Regions from separate parts of the Mus musculus genome. Here region 2 is linked to region 1. The links are chromatin loops, found by intact Hi-C in ENCODE. Cell type or tissue: heart. All regions are shown on one strand. Links, peaks and the distances in the headings refer to the core of each region. The heading gives the core; the rest is flanking DNA.

Region 1 (7,150 bases), core at 792-5,791:
AACTAAGGTTATTGAGAATAAAATTATTATCCTACAAACCTACATCTCAAGTCTGAACTCTGGGTTAAAATAACTATACTTGAATATATTCATCAATATCTACATTATATTGTGGTATTCTACTAAGTACATCAAGGTAGCACAGGGTGGCCTGGAATGTATTACACAACTAAAAACAGCCTTGAACTTCTAACCTCCGTATTCCAAGTGTTAGGAATACCACTTTACATCCCCATACACAGTGTACAATGTCTTAAAAGTCAAAGTTAGATTTCATGTATGTAAACTTGCCCTTACCAACTGACTCACACCTCAAGTGCAAGATACTCTAAACTCGTGTTCACCAGACTGATGGAGTCATGATGTAGCTACAAAGCCATGTGTGCTTCTTCAACAGGTACTTTCTTGTATCTCAGATGAAAACTACATACCCATTTTCCTTAACTTTGATTTATTTCTTCTTGCACCTTTTAAATTTACAAGTGTTGGCTAAATTCTATTGACAGACACCCACATATCTAAATCTTTTCCTATCCACTTTATTTTCTCTACTAAACCAGCCTCTTACTAAGAGCTTGATAGGAAAAAAATAATGCACCACTCACCCCCCCTCTCTCTCCCTCCCTCCCTACCTCTCTGTGTGTGTGCATGTGTGTGTGTTTGTGTGTGTGTGTCCATTCCTTCCCCAGACAACTGCCAGAATGATTTTTAAACACACATAGCACACAGAGAGAGGGGGAGGGAGAGGGGGAGGGGCAGGGGGAGGGAGAGGGGGGAGGGGAGGGGAGAGGGAGGGGGAGGGGAGGGGGGAGGGAGAGGGAGAGGAAGAGGGAGAGGGAGAGGGAGAGGGAGACCCATACTCACTCACTCTTACACAGACTTCAAGAAGCCCCCATCTGTTTTTCAATACCATAATGAAGCCTCTTTGCCAGCACCCTTCAGAAGCAAGCTCTCACCATAGTTCACCCCACTCATTTCCAGCCACTTGTCTTCTTTCATCCCAACCCGCTGCAACACAACAAAACTGTCATTCCTCCTAGGCAAAGATTAACATTCAGAGCAAACCCCCCAACATTCATCTGTGGAGAGTCTCTTTTTGTGGTGCTTCCAGAGTCCATGATACACAGCTATCAAAGTTCTGATTCTGTAGCAGGAGACCTTCCCGGAGATTCTCAGGATGTATTTAAGCAACAGCTGTTATTGAAAGATCAGGAAGTCAAGTTCAGGGACTGCATTTATTTGAACAAACAACTACACATTGCTTTCAGATACAGCCAAGATTCTGAAGGTAGCTCAGATCGTGATGGAGGGTAATAGACCACAGGTAAATACACAGGAACGTCCTTTCAGGACACTGGCAAGCACAGCTGGGTAGAAGCCAACTCCTGCAAAGTGGCTGCATTTGTCTTGCTAAGGGTCAGCCATGACAGCATCTGTCAAGACGAGCTTGAACAGAGGAACTCAGAACCCAGCCTAGCAGTAACAGGATACATCGGTATCTGGTTGGAGCACAAACAAGGTAGACTTTCTTCCTCTGGCACAGGGCAGGCACAGGGCCAAGCACACACAGTGCTCTCTGTTTTTGCAAGTCTAATGCGGTCTGCTGAGGGGAGGGGTGAGAGATCACCAGTTCATAATGACTCTCATTATGTCTGCTGCGTTCTGAGCCAAGATTAGACACTAGACAATCCTCTGTCCAGTGTCAAGGGCTTTCAACTGCCCTTTCAACAGGATAATTCCACTTCAAACTAATTTAGGTTTCTTATAACCCAGGCTACCAAAACTGATACACTTCACTGTCTCGGCCTGGAAAAAGAGGTTAATGTCTGCTCCAAGAGAAATACAGACTCGGGTTTGGAGTCTGTGTCGGCTCTACATGAGCGATAACAAACACAACACCCTAAAATCTCCCACCATCTGCTGAGCTGTCAGCCTCCCTGCAGGAACTCAATTTCTAAAGATTACAGTCCTTTTAGTATAGAGCCAGAGGAACACTCCAGAAGAACTTTAGAAAAGATATTAGCATTCCCACTAACATCAACAAGGCTGTGTGAGGTTCACTTCAGGACAGAAACAGTAATTCACCTTCGTCTTCTAGACACAGAAAAGCTTTGGTGACCAAACAGAAACCTGAAGCCTGGAGTGGGCTCATGCTCATGTCTCCAGCACCAATTCCAAAGGCTAACGCAGGACTGTGGAGAGTTAACAGCATTGTAGATGGGAGTGGCAGGCCAGCTAAGCATACACAACAAAACTTTAAAACAAAACAAAACAAAACATACTTAAAAACTTAAAACAAACAAACAATAACAACAACCCACTCAGTTTGGGGTTTTCAGTTTACGTGAATACATAAAGACAATAAAGGCAAGGTATTAATTCAGGTGATTCAAAAATCCAGGAAAAGAATTAAAAGAAAAAGAAAAACCAAGCCAAAGACACTCAGCTACTAAATGAAAAGGTCATGTTTGAAGGCTCCAAGGCTCACTTTATGTCTACAAATATGCTAAACCCACAAAAGTTTATATAAACACTGAAATTTTCCGTGTAATAAAGGTAATCTTCTATACCTACCAATGTACTCACTCCTCCCTCTAAAGCACACAGGCTTTGATGTGGTAATTTATTCTTCACATACCAGCTATCTGTGCCTACCCAAGCCATTACGTCAACAACTATGCATAATATTCTAGAGAAGTACTACTATATAAAATTTTGCATTTAAAGTACAAAAATTTTAAATAACCTTTAGACTGAACCAAAATGCATAAATAACCCAAAGGAACTTGGAAACCTATGTTCACTTGGTGAGTACACAGCCTGTTAACACTAACAGCACCCCTAGCGCCATGCTCAAATATTCCCACTCTGTCCAAAGTTCCTATGCTCATCCAAAAATAAGCACAAGTCAAACAAGGTGACCGCTGCTTTAAAAACTTACATTTTAGAATTTGGTATAATTTTCCTTTAATGGACACTGTAGATTCGGGGACTTACGGGGGAAATAAAACATCTCAAGAGAACACTGAAAAGCAATAATCTGAAGCCATTATCACAGCCTAGGAAGGCTCGACTTACATTTTCTAATTCTAATTCCCTCACTCTGAAGCACAAGAGACTGCAGTCTGTACAGCGGGCAACCCAAGCCCCTGCTACATGGTTGACGGAGAAGCCACTCGCAAGGCACACAAAGTGTTAAATCACACAGTCAAGCTGTAATCCTTGACCAGTGACCCAGGAGGCTTCAGCCTGGGACCTTTCAGGTGTCACTGCTCAGTGTCTTCATACAACTACACTGCAACACTGCTCCTGAAACTTCCTCCTTAGCAAATGTCACCTTTTACCTCTTCAGCCTCTCTTCAGCCCATCCTCACCATTTTTCCTCTACCTGAATCCTCCCTAGATACAACTTTAGTCTCCAATAAGCCTTGCCAAAACAAAAGTAAGGCGTTCCTTAATCTGCGCTTCCCGTCTACACTTGCACACCAGCTGCAAATGCTCCTTCAAACAAGCAGGCAGCTCAGCTAGCTGGGTTTTTTCAGTAACAAAGGACAGCCCCGCACTTTTCCATTTGAGGCTGCAGAGGGAGCCAGAACCATGCAATGCGAAAGAAAGCAAGTCAGCAGTGTTTGGAGGACTGGGAGAATCCAAGGCTAGTGAAAAATATGAACACAGGAATACCGCAGACATCAACTCCAAAATGAAGGTTTTTTTTTTTCAATAAAAATAAAAAATAAAATAAAGCTCTCAAATTAGTAGGTCTTCTCATAAGACTTCCTTTTGAGGTATATTTTAGGAAGGAATTTCTAAAAGTATTTTAAATTTTTATTTGTGTATGTTCATATGTGTTTGTGTGTACATGTGCACACGCAAGTGCAGGTAGATGGGGCAGCCAGAAGAGGGTGTTAGATCTTCTGGGGACAGAGTTACTAGTGGTTTTGAGTTACCCAACATGGATGCTGGCAACCCAATTCAGGACCTTGACAAGAGCAATTGCTATTACCCACAGAGCTATCTCTCCAGCCCCTGCAGTATTTTTAATCAGAGTATATTAGAAGCTGACCTGACCTTGCCCCATAACACACAGCATCAGATCAGAAGGCAGAGAAAGAGGAGCAGAAGGCAGGGTCAGAGGCAGAGCCACATGTTTTAAGAAGTAAGATTGCCAATACAAAAGACAGAAAGCCCTGACTGATCCCAGTCTGTGATGTTGTGACAGGTCATGAAAGGAGTCTCAGGAGACTGTCACCTCCAACACTACCTTGTGACAGTGAGATGCCACAGCAGACACAGCAGAATGGAGAAGACAGCTGTTCTAATCAGTGGCAAGACAACAGTTAACTTGTAATTCCAAGTGATAAAGAGAGCTTATTCTGACAGCTCTTTCCTAACAAACCAAAGACACATAATAACAAGCTACGATGATATCAGTGTGGTTTATACTGTAATGGAGAGACAAGTGAGATTTTGTATAATGTGAAGGTTTTAGGCAAAGCCTGAACAATATATACTGTCAAACACTCTAAAACTAAATGTGAACTGGTCACCCCATGATACATCTTGAACAAGGAAAACAACAACAGAGAATCTGGAAGAAATTTTAGAATACAGAAAAAATATGAAAGTAGGTTAAAAGTGCAAATTCAAACAGCATAAAGACATGAGGCTCAACCTAGAGAAACACATCCTTCCAAAGAGACGATTTTCTTTAAAATACGTAAGCAGGGCTAGGAATGTGGGTCCACTATAGAACATGCACTTAGAACACCTCCATCCTGCCTTTATAGAAGATGGTGTGTAGCTTAGTAAACACTTGCCTAGGATCCCCCAGTGATGGACTGGGGGTGTGGTTATGTGGTGGCACACATTTCCCAACAATTAATAAAATAACAGGATGAAGTAATATTCAAAACAGAATGAAATAACAGAAATGACCCAGAAGTTACAAAGACATCATTCATAAACAAGAACATTAAAATATTTACTATAAGATCCATTTGGATGTTTAAAAGACAAAGATGTTTATTATTTAAACAACACAACCTGTTTTTAACCTCTAAAACTACTTAACACACATAGGAGAAAACGAGATCAGTAAGCATGAGGCTAAGCCAAAGAACTATCCAAAAGGACACACACACACTCTCCATCTCTCTATCACTTACACACACACTAACACACACACACACACACACACACACACACACTTAAATACAAGATGACAAATAGTTTGATATCTCAGAACTAGAATTCCATTGAAGGTAAAATAAAGATGAATTCTCTCTTTAAAAAAACGTCAAAGACAGACTAGAGAGATGGCTAAGTGGTTAAGAGCTCTTGCACCCCTTCTAATAGATTCCAGTTCAATTCCAGTACCCCGATTGGGTGGCTCACAACAGCTTGTAATGAAAGTTCTGGGGTATCTAACCTCATCTTCTTCTGAAGGCACCTACACCCATGCACATATACACTCATGTACACACGCGTACCCATAATCATGTACACACACATACACTCACAAAATAAAATAAATCTTTGAGGAAATAATGACCCAAAATTTATCAACATAAAAATTATGCCCCCATAGAATAAAATAACTCAACAAATACAAACTAGAAGAAACATGTATAAAACTATACTAAAACTCACTGCAGTCAAGTGCTCTAAATGCAGGGATTAAAAACTCTGAGTGGCAGAGAAAATCCTTGCTATGGTTAAGAAGAATTTAGGTGGCATCAAATGTCTTGTGGGAAATAACTGAGAGAAGACAGCATATCAGCACATTTAAAGTGCATGCACGAATGCATGTGCAAACACAGACAAATACAGAGAGAGAGAGAGAGAGAGCCTATTTATCAACAGAAAACAACCTCTGCACCTGAGTGTCCTTAGATCATATATATCGTTTGCCATATACTAGACTATCTCAACAAGAAATACTAGAAGGAAGTCCTTTGGTTAACAGGAATAGCTCCACTGTCAGTCCGACTTAATCAAACGAAAGACACAGTAACTAACCATTTGGCTTGTTTGGTCTAATCAATATTTCCTGATTGAAAATCGCTTTAAAAAATTTACTGGTAAAATATAAACAACAGAAACAAATTGCTGTCTGTTTAACATATATAAATGTACACTATGAAATGTACACTATAAAAGTTAGGATGGAAGAAATGCAAGCCAAGAACAGAATGGAATGCTAAGTTTATCATTCATACACCATATATGAAGTCATGTATCACTTGAAAAGCTCTTACAAGCTAAAGATACAACACACACACACACACACACACACACACACACGGAAAGCTATCATCAATATAAAACCAGTGCCAGCCCGGCAGACTTGAAATTGACCTTCTCAATGGACAGCACTCCTATGAAAAGACAGAGGGAAGGGGCTGGAAATCTGCCACATTCGTGTGTCTTTCAAATGCTCACAACCCGAGCTCAAACCATCAGGACCAAACACACTTTTCTAGCCTCCGAAGGCACCTGCCCTATTCCCACGTGCTTCCCCAGCCATGCACATAGCAACACGCACATTGTTTTTTAAAATGACCAAAAAATCTATTTAAAAGGTAGGAATAGTAAGTAAAATAGGGCTTTATGGACACACATTTTTTTAAAACTATATTTCAGACTACAGCCAGGGATAAAGACATCTATTTAATAATAATAACACACATTCATCAATCGACACAACATAACAATCTTTAATGTTTATGTGCCTAACAACAGAGACATCAGATAAAGAGAAGGATTAAAACTAAATTACAGTCAGAAACATGAATCAATCTCCTTTCTCTCAAGCAAGCAGAAAACACTCACTCAGGTTATAATGCAACTAGAGATCAAAATGAACAGCTTGACCAGACAGGTATGTGTAATACACTCTACTCAGCCACTGGGAATAATGACTTGGTCAATGCACAGGGATCACCTACATAGGCAAACTGTATTATGACGATAAATTGAATGACAATCCATGTTGGATGTGAAGTGCCATAAATCATGCAAGCAATCACAGGGTCTATATAGGTTGAAGCCCACAAATAAAAAAAAAGTATCATAAAAAGGAGCTAGCAATCACAGGGTCTATATAGGTTGAAGCCCACAAATAAAAAAAAAGTATCATAAAAAGGAGCTA
Region 2 (7,150 bases), core at 673-5,672, 310 kb after region 1:
AACACAACCCACACGCAAATGTATGTGTGTGGATAATATTGTCATTAACCCTTTCTGCAATATAGCCCCATGCATTATATAAAAAGATATTCCATCCTTTCCTCTTCTCCCCTCCTCCCTCCTTTCTCCCAACAAGGAGAAAACGCCCCCTTCCCCAGCTTCACCAAAAAAAGGGGAGGGGGGAGTATAGAAAAGCCACAAAACCCTAGCAGCCTCTGATCCCCAGGACATCCAGAAAAAGCATATACTAGACAGACTAAAACACACACACACACACACACACACACACACACACACACGCATGGGAACATATGGCTCTGTAGAAAGCACACAGAGAACAGTCCACAGGCGCCCCAAACCCAAGCAAAGACTTCCACCAGCCAAGAAGCCATGATTGGGGAGGGAGAAGAAGAGGAAAGGAGTGGGGGTAGAACCATCCGTGGAGAAGGGGGGCGCATTGTTGTGATGCCTGAACCCCTTTCTTTCCACCCATCTGCTGTGGAGGGAGGTGGGGGTGCAGGAAGGGGGCGCAAGGGAAAGGCAAGCTGGACAAGAACGAAACCAGTAGAAGACCAGACCAGGCATACAGCTTAGCGATTCCCTCCTTGCTGCCAATCTGCCCCCAGCTCCCCCTACATACAACCCCACACCCAACAATAAGACCTCGGCCGAGACTGAGAGCTTCGAGTGCGGCGGGGGAGGCAAGAAAACCGGGGTGCAGCCGAGTGTGGGGGGTGTCATGCATAAAAGGAAACCATGGGGGGAACAGAAAAGGGGGTCCCCCCTTACCTCCAGCGCTTCAAAAGTAACAAAGCTGGTCATGGCAAATCCATCAATGATGTCCTCTTCGGCTGAGGTGGACTCTCTGCGCTTCCTCCGCGGGGGTCTGGGCCGGGACGGGGCGGAGGATGGGGGCTTTCCATTGTCTTCCTTGTCGGAGCCCGACGATGAAGCCAGCGAGGGAGCCCGGGTCCGGCCGGCTCCTATACCACCCGCCGCACCGGTTCCTAACCCGGCCCGGGAGCGTCTCTCCCGGTCTCGCTGTGATCGAGACCTCCGCTTTTTCCGGAGTCCATGTCCCCGCGTCGGGCCATCCATGGTTCTTTTAACCGCGCCGGGGATCTTCCCCGTTCACCTACCCGCGCGCCACAGGCTCGGGCCGCGGCCACACACACACACACACACCCCAAGAAGAAAAAAAAAATTGACACCGAGCCCCCCTTCCTCCTGCACGGGCTTTTCCCTCCCGCCGCGAGGAAGGGCGCGGGGGAGAAAGCGGCTGGGAGAAATAAAAAAAAAAAAAAAAAAAAGAATCCGAAGAAGAACAAGAAGGGAGGGCAGGGGGGAAAAGAGAAAGAAAAAAGGGGGAAGGGGCGGGGAGACGGGGAGGGAGGGACGGGGAAGCGAGAGGGCGAAGTGTGGGGCTCCCCTCTGCACCGAGGGTCGGAGATGCCTGCGAACAGCGCCGAGCAAAGTAATGGCTGAACACACAGGTCTCCTTTACAGAGGAAAGGGGGAAAAAAATAACTCACCAAGCAGGCAATAAATCAGAATAGCGGAATGCTTTGATCAAGAGACTGGGGAAGCCCTCCCCGCGGCCATGCTCTCTCCCCACCACTGAAATCGCCTTGCTTCTCCCTTTCTCTAGAGACCCCCCAAAAAATTTTAAAAAAAAAAAAGCCCGAGGTCCGAAAAGGTCACGGTGAAGTGAGGGGTGGGTGGCAATGAACTTCACCCGCCCCCTCGTGCAGGAAAACACCCCACACCTCCGCCTCTCTCACACACTCGCCTCGCAGAAAAACTCACTCCCGGGCTCCCAGTCTTTTTTTAAGAAATGCATCCAAGGGAAGCCAGGGCTGGAGAGCGAGCTGAGAGGGGCGAGACCCCCCAGAGAGGGGAGCATAACCACGCAATCACAAGCGGAGACAGAGGTTGCCCGAGGAAAGGAGGAAGGGAAGGAGGAGGACGCTGAAGCAGTTGTGGGATTTTTTTTTTTCGGTCTTCAAGGGGGGGAGGAGGAGAAAAAGATGAAAGAAGAGAAGAATTGCAAAGCCTGGCGCGTGCCACCGACCCCCTCCTCACATACACATGCACGCACGCACACACACAAATTGTAGATCTCCCCCCACCCCCAGTTCCAGAGGTCACCCTTCTTCCAAAAAAATTTAAGATAAAATTATAAAGGGGGAGGGGGTGAGTCAGTCAACGAGGAAAGCAAAGAGCAGTCTCCAACCCGAGATACACCGGTGTGGTGGCGCCGCCGCCTCTTCTTCGTCTTCTTCTTCTTCTTCTTCTTTTTCGCGTCGCCCCGCCTGAGGAAGAAGCGCTGCGAGATGCCGCTCGCTCTCTCGCTCACTCGCTCGCTCGCTCTCAGCTAACGCTGCCTCAGCCGCCGCCGCCGGAGCCCGGAGCCCGAGGGTGCACGGCGTGTCCCCGGGCGGCTGCAGCCAGAGCCCGGGCACGGCCTCATCCTCCGCCCGCCTCGCTCACACAGCGCCCGCTCCTCCCCCTCCGGCCGGCCCACCGCCGCCGCCCGCCTCGGCCCAGCCCCGCGCCCGCCCGCTTGCCGTCTCCCTCTCCCTCTCTCTCTCTCTCTCCCCCTCTCTCGCACGCGCGCTCGAGCTCGCTCACCGGCGAGCGCTCTGGAAGACCGCCCTCTTCGCGCCTCGCTCTGCGCGCGCTCCCGAGGACCGCCCTCCTGGCTCTGCACGCGCTCCCGAGAGCTACCCCCTCCCCTCACGCCTCACTCGGCGCGCTCCCGAGGGCCGCCCCCCTTTCCCCCTTCGCGGACTCCCGAGAATCTCTCACGCCTCGTTCTCTCTCCCCCTCCCCAAAACCCCCGGCACCACGGGGCGCGCTCCCGAGGGCCGCCCCTTCCACTCAGGCACCACTAGCTGCGCGCTCCCGAGAGAAGCCCCTCCCCTCGCGCCTCTCCCCCCCCCCCGCTCTCTCCCACGCGCGTCCCCGTCCCCCCTCCTCCCGCGCGCCTCGGGCCGGGCTAGATCACGTGACCCGCCCCCCTCCCCTAGTTGTAGAGTGTGTGGAAAGCAAAAAGGCTGAGGGGCTGGCCACCGCTCCACGAGCCCAGGGCATGCGCGCTGGGGCGGCCGGGCCTGCGCACTTGGGGGCGGAAGGGGTCTCCAGAGGCTGTGGGGGGTGTGTTGGAGGGGTCGGTCACAGGCCGGTGTGGAGTTGAAGTTCGAGGGCTTGGAGGCTGCCCCAACATCCCGCCAAACGCACGGAGGACTCGCGCGCGCACGCGTAGCAGGCACCTTTCTCCGGACACTTGCTCCCGGAGTGCCTTATCTCCTCCACTCCTGAAGCTCTTGCTGGCTCAACTACTCTGAAGTACCTCTAGGTGTTTTGCCCGCGCGCAAGCGCGCGCCCGGTGCAAAAAAAAAAAAAAAATTTTTTTTTTAAATAAAAAGTGCTTGCAGCGCGGGGAAGTGCAAAGTATGGACCCAAAGAGGTTGCACTTTGGGGACAAGAAGAGTAGTCAGTCTAGTGCTGCGTCCAGGCTCATCAAGCAAGAGTTGGAAACTTTCCCCCGACCCCCTACTCTGCGTGGTAGAACACTGAATGCCAGAGTGCCCCTGAACCCAGGCGACCCCCGCCCGGCCAGCACTTTTGGTCTCTCTGTGGGAGACACTTTGAGGAGGCGCTAGCCGCTTTGGAGCAGCCAGACACCGGGAACTTGAACCTGGAGCAAGGGACTGAGTAGCTCGGGGCCGTCCCAGTCTGAGGACTCCAAACCGCCATCCCCCTCGCTGCAGACTTCGCTTACTGCTTAGCTGCAGGAGGATGGAGCAGAGGTGGCTTCCCTACGTTTTCCACCACGATGTAACGGATGCTTATAAAAAGTTGTATTAAAGAGCTGACTACAGCCCAGAATCGATCAACCAAAGCGACCAGCCTCTCTGGATAAAATAGCTGTGCGTTTTTTCAAGGCACTTGGAATTGATCTATACTCACCGACAGTCTTCTCTCAGCAATCTCTTAGTTGCTTCTCTTTCTGTCCAAGCACATAAACACTGTGGCACATCACCCCTCACCCCTAGCAACCCACACTTGGCATGAAGGAAAAGAAAACAAACTGACATTAATTGCTCACAATGAGCCAGGCACCGTGTTACAATGCTTTGTACGCGGATTTCTACTGTTCTGAATCCCAGTCTGCACAGAACAGAACAAGAAGGTCAGAAGCAGTGGAAGAGAAAGAAAACGTACCTTTCTCAAATGGGTAAACGGATGGATGCTTTTTTTTTTCTTGCATTCAACAGATATTAGGGCTTCACAGCTGTAGGTTCAGGAATACAGTGGCACCCCAAACAGACAGAGAAGTGCTTGAATCTTATTTTCTGGCAAGTGAGTCTCTTTGTCTTAACACTTCCAGATTTAGTGGTTGGTTTCTCAATACTTTGTTTTTAAGTCACACTCCAGCTTTCCTGTTTCAGGAACCCAGGTCTGTGAGCATATGGGTAGTGGGAGACAAGGAGACAGAAGAGATCAAGTGGAGTGTGAATAAGACAGGCTTTATGTCTGTCCAGGGGAACAAACCATTTAACCTTAGGCAAGACTTTCAAATGACTAATTTTCTCATCTTGTAAATCAAAGAAGTTCAATTAAATGTTCAAAAAGTTCCCTTTCAAGCTTCCCAAGGCCTTCTTCTTGAAAACATAGCATCTTTTTTTAGTACATCCTGTGCTTTTTTGTTTCCCCCTTGAGAATGGTGTTGTGTGATAAATGTGAATTTATTAGGGAGCAGAGTGGCACCTTCCAAAATTACTTAGCTATACTGACTGTTGCTGCCCCCGGAGCAGTCACTTAAATTCAGACTCCTGTACTCAACCTCTCTTCTAGGATGCTCTTGCCCTCAGTGGCTGGAACCCACGCTGAGGCGATCAGGCAAATTCCTCAAAATACAGGCAGGTTCCTTGTCATTCAAAGAAGGGACTTGGGCTCATTTTCAGGGTTCATTTCTAGGATATTCTAATTTTCATTTTTGTTCCTGTGATTTAAAAAACAAACAAACAAACAAAACATTCTGAGGAACAAAGAGTTTATTTGGCTTATGTTTCCAGGTCACAGTCTATCACTGAGGGAAGTCAGGCCAGGAACCTGGCAGAGACCATGGGAGAATGCTGCTTAGTGGCTCAGTCTCTGGCACACTCTTCCCTCTTCTAGCTTTGTTACACAACCCAGGATCACCTGCCCAGTGATGGCACCACCTACAGAGGCCTGGCCCTCCCACATCAATCAACAAGCCAGTTCCCCCACAGACTTGGCAAAAGACCAGTGATCTGGGCAATCCCCAAACTGAGACTCCCTCTGATGACTCTGGGCTGTGTTAAGTTGACAGCTGAAGCAATCTGGGACAGAGGTAAAAATTGTCTTCGATACAGACAAGATTCTAGGAAACCAGGAAGTAACATTGCAAGTAGAGTCACTTTTCACAAACTTTGGAGATTGGGTTGGGAAAAGTGTGAAATTGTCAAATATAATAAGAGGCATTATATTGGTGACTTTTCAGAGCAGCCCTTGGCAGTCGTGTCTTTAAAGAGTAATGTCTAGTTGGGGGGGAAAGTGGATCGTAATATACTGTATCCAAGAACCTTGCCTCTGGCAAGAGTAATTTGCAAACGTATTTTGGGATAATGTTTAAATGATTTTTTTTTTCAGGGTCCAAGTGTAGTGCTCACTGGAATTGGTAATGGCTTTTGGGGTCAGAATTTCATCATATTCTTCCATTGGAGAATTAAAATTATTTATGTGTTTTATTGCTCTTATTTGTCTCTAAATCTCCATCTCATCTGTTTTGATCACTAATGAATGATTAATAATACTGCATAATAAGCTAAGCAATTACTGTGTGTGGCACTGTTCCAAGGGTATTAAAATAATATCTCAATTAATTCTCAGAAGTTTTATTTTTGTGTATGAGTTTATATATGAGTATGTGTGGGGGCAGGGTACATATACATACACATACACATACACATACACATATGCAGGTGCACACCTTCCCAAATGCATGGAGACTTCAGAGGAGAATGTCAGATGACCTGTTCTGTTACTCTCCGTCTGATTTCTTTGAAACAGATTCTCTCACTGAACTTCTGTGGAGTTAGGCTGACAGCCAACAAATCCCAGCCATCTCCTTTCCGCCCTCAACAGGGTTAAGATTAAAGGTGGGCATGACCGTATTTTAATTTTTCAATGGCAGCTTGAGATTTGGGGTTCTCCTGATTACACGGTGAGTGCCCTGTGGTTAACAGAGCCATCTCTCCAGCCTAATTTCTGCAAGTTTTAAGAGAAATTTCACAACAGGCAGTGGTGTCAAAGGCCTTTAATCTGCAGCTCGGGCTGGCCTTGAACTCAGAGATCTGCCTACCTCTACTGAATAAGTTTCGGGACAGCCAGAGCTATACACACTGAAACCCTGTGTGGAAGAAACAAGAAAGAAAGAAAGAAAGAAAGAAAGAAAGAAAGAAAGAAAGAAAGAAAGAAAGAAAGAAAGAAAGAAAGAAAGAAAGATTTCACTGTGCAATATTTATTTTGCAGAGTTAAGTAAACTGGGGCTTCTTGTTCAACAACTGATTCACTCTTAAGCCTATTACAGAACAGAACCGAGCGTATGAAGAGATTCTGTGAGGCCGTGTTCCAGGAGAAGTTTATACAAGTCAGCATCATGCATACCAGTACACTTCTCCTACCCTTTGTGGAGCTGCTGAAAGAATCTTGAAGGCTATCTTAGTTGGGGTCTCCATTGCTCTGATAAACACCCTGACCAAAAGCAACTTGGGAAAGAAAGAGTTTATTTTATTTTACAGCTTATAATCCATCATGCAAGGAAGTCAGGGCAAGATCTTGAGGTGAGAACTGGAGCAGAGGCTGTGGAAGAGTGTTTACTGGCTTGCTCTCGTGGCTTCCACAGCCTACCTACTTAGAGCACCCAGGATTACCAGCCCAGGAATAGCACTGCCTGTGCTGAACTGGGCTCTACCACGTCAATCATCATGGGTTACCCACAGGCCATTCTAGTGGGAGTATTTTTCTCAATGAAGGTTCCTTCCCCCTTCCCAAATGACTCTAGCATGTGTCAAGTTGACAAAAAAAGTAAGTCAGCACAAATGGAAAGATCATGAAGGGG

Evidence for each region. Hi-C counts contacts between places; a loop is a spot of excess contacts. Peaks named below come from ENCODE experiments on the same cell type or tissue, not always from the same donor. Only the 100,000 strongest peaks of a DNase experiment are listed, where the experiment ranks them.
Region 2: it touches region 1 in a loop (5-fold over the local background); 12 of 42 quality-filtered maps call a loop at or near these places.

Annotation. Positions count from the first base shown.
Region 1 is chr5:132,228,275-132,235,424 of GRCm38, forward strand. All of the region lies in intron 2 of Auts2 (autism susceptibility candidate 2), which reads right to left. Among named protein-coding and RNA genes, the nearest start is that of Auts2, 310 kb to the right of the region's middle. RefSeq lists an enhancer at 878-2,086. In heart, for the core only: a CTCF peak has its summit at 3,585; DNase peaks (open chromatin) are centred at 1,527 and 3,577; H3K4me3 peaks cover 656 bases.
Region 2 is chr5:132,540,726-132,547,875 of GRCm38, forward strand. It overlaps Auts2 (autism susceptibility candidate 2), which reads right to left and starts at 2,495. Exons shown (of 20, transcript NM_001363480.1): 1 at 790-2,495. The coding sequence starts at 1,098. In heart, for the core only: no CTCF peak of the experiment used is centred there; DNase peaks (open chromatin) are centred at 1,826, 2,616, 3,166, 5,246 and 2 weaker places; H3K4me3 peaks cover 3,601 bases; H3K27ac peaks cover 3,436 bases; H3K27me3 peaks cover 726 bases.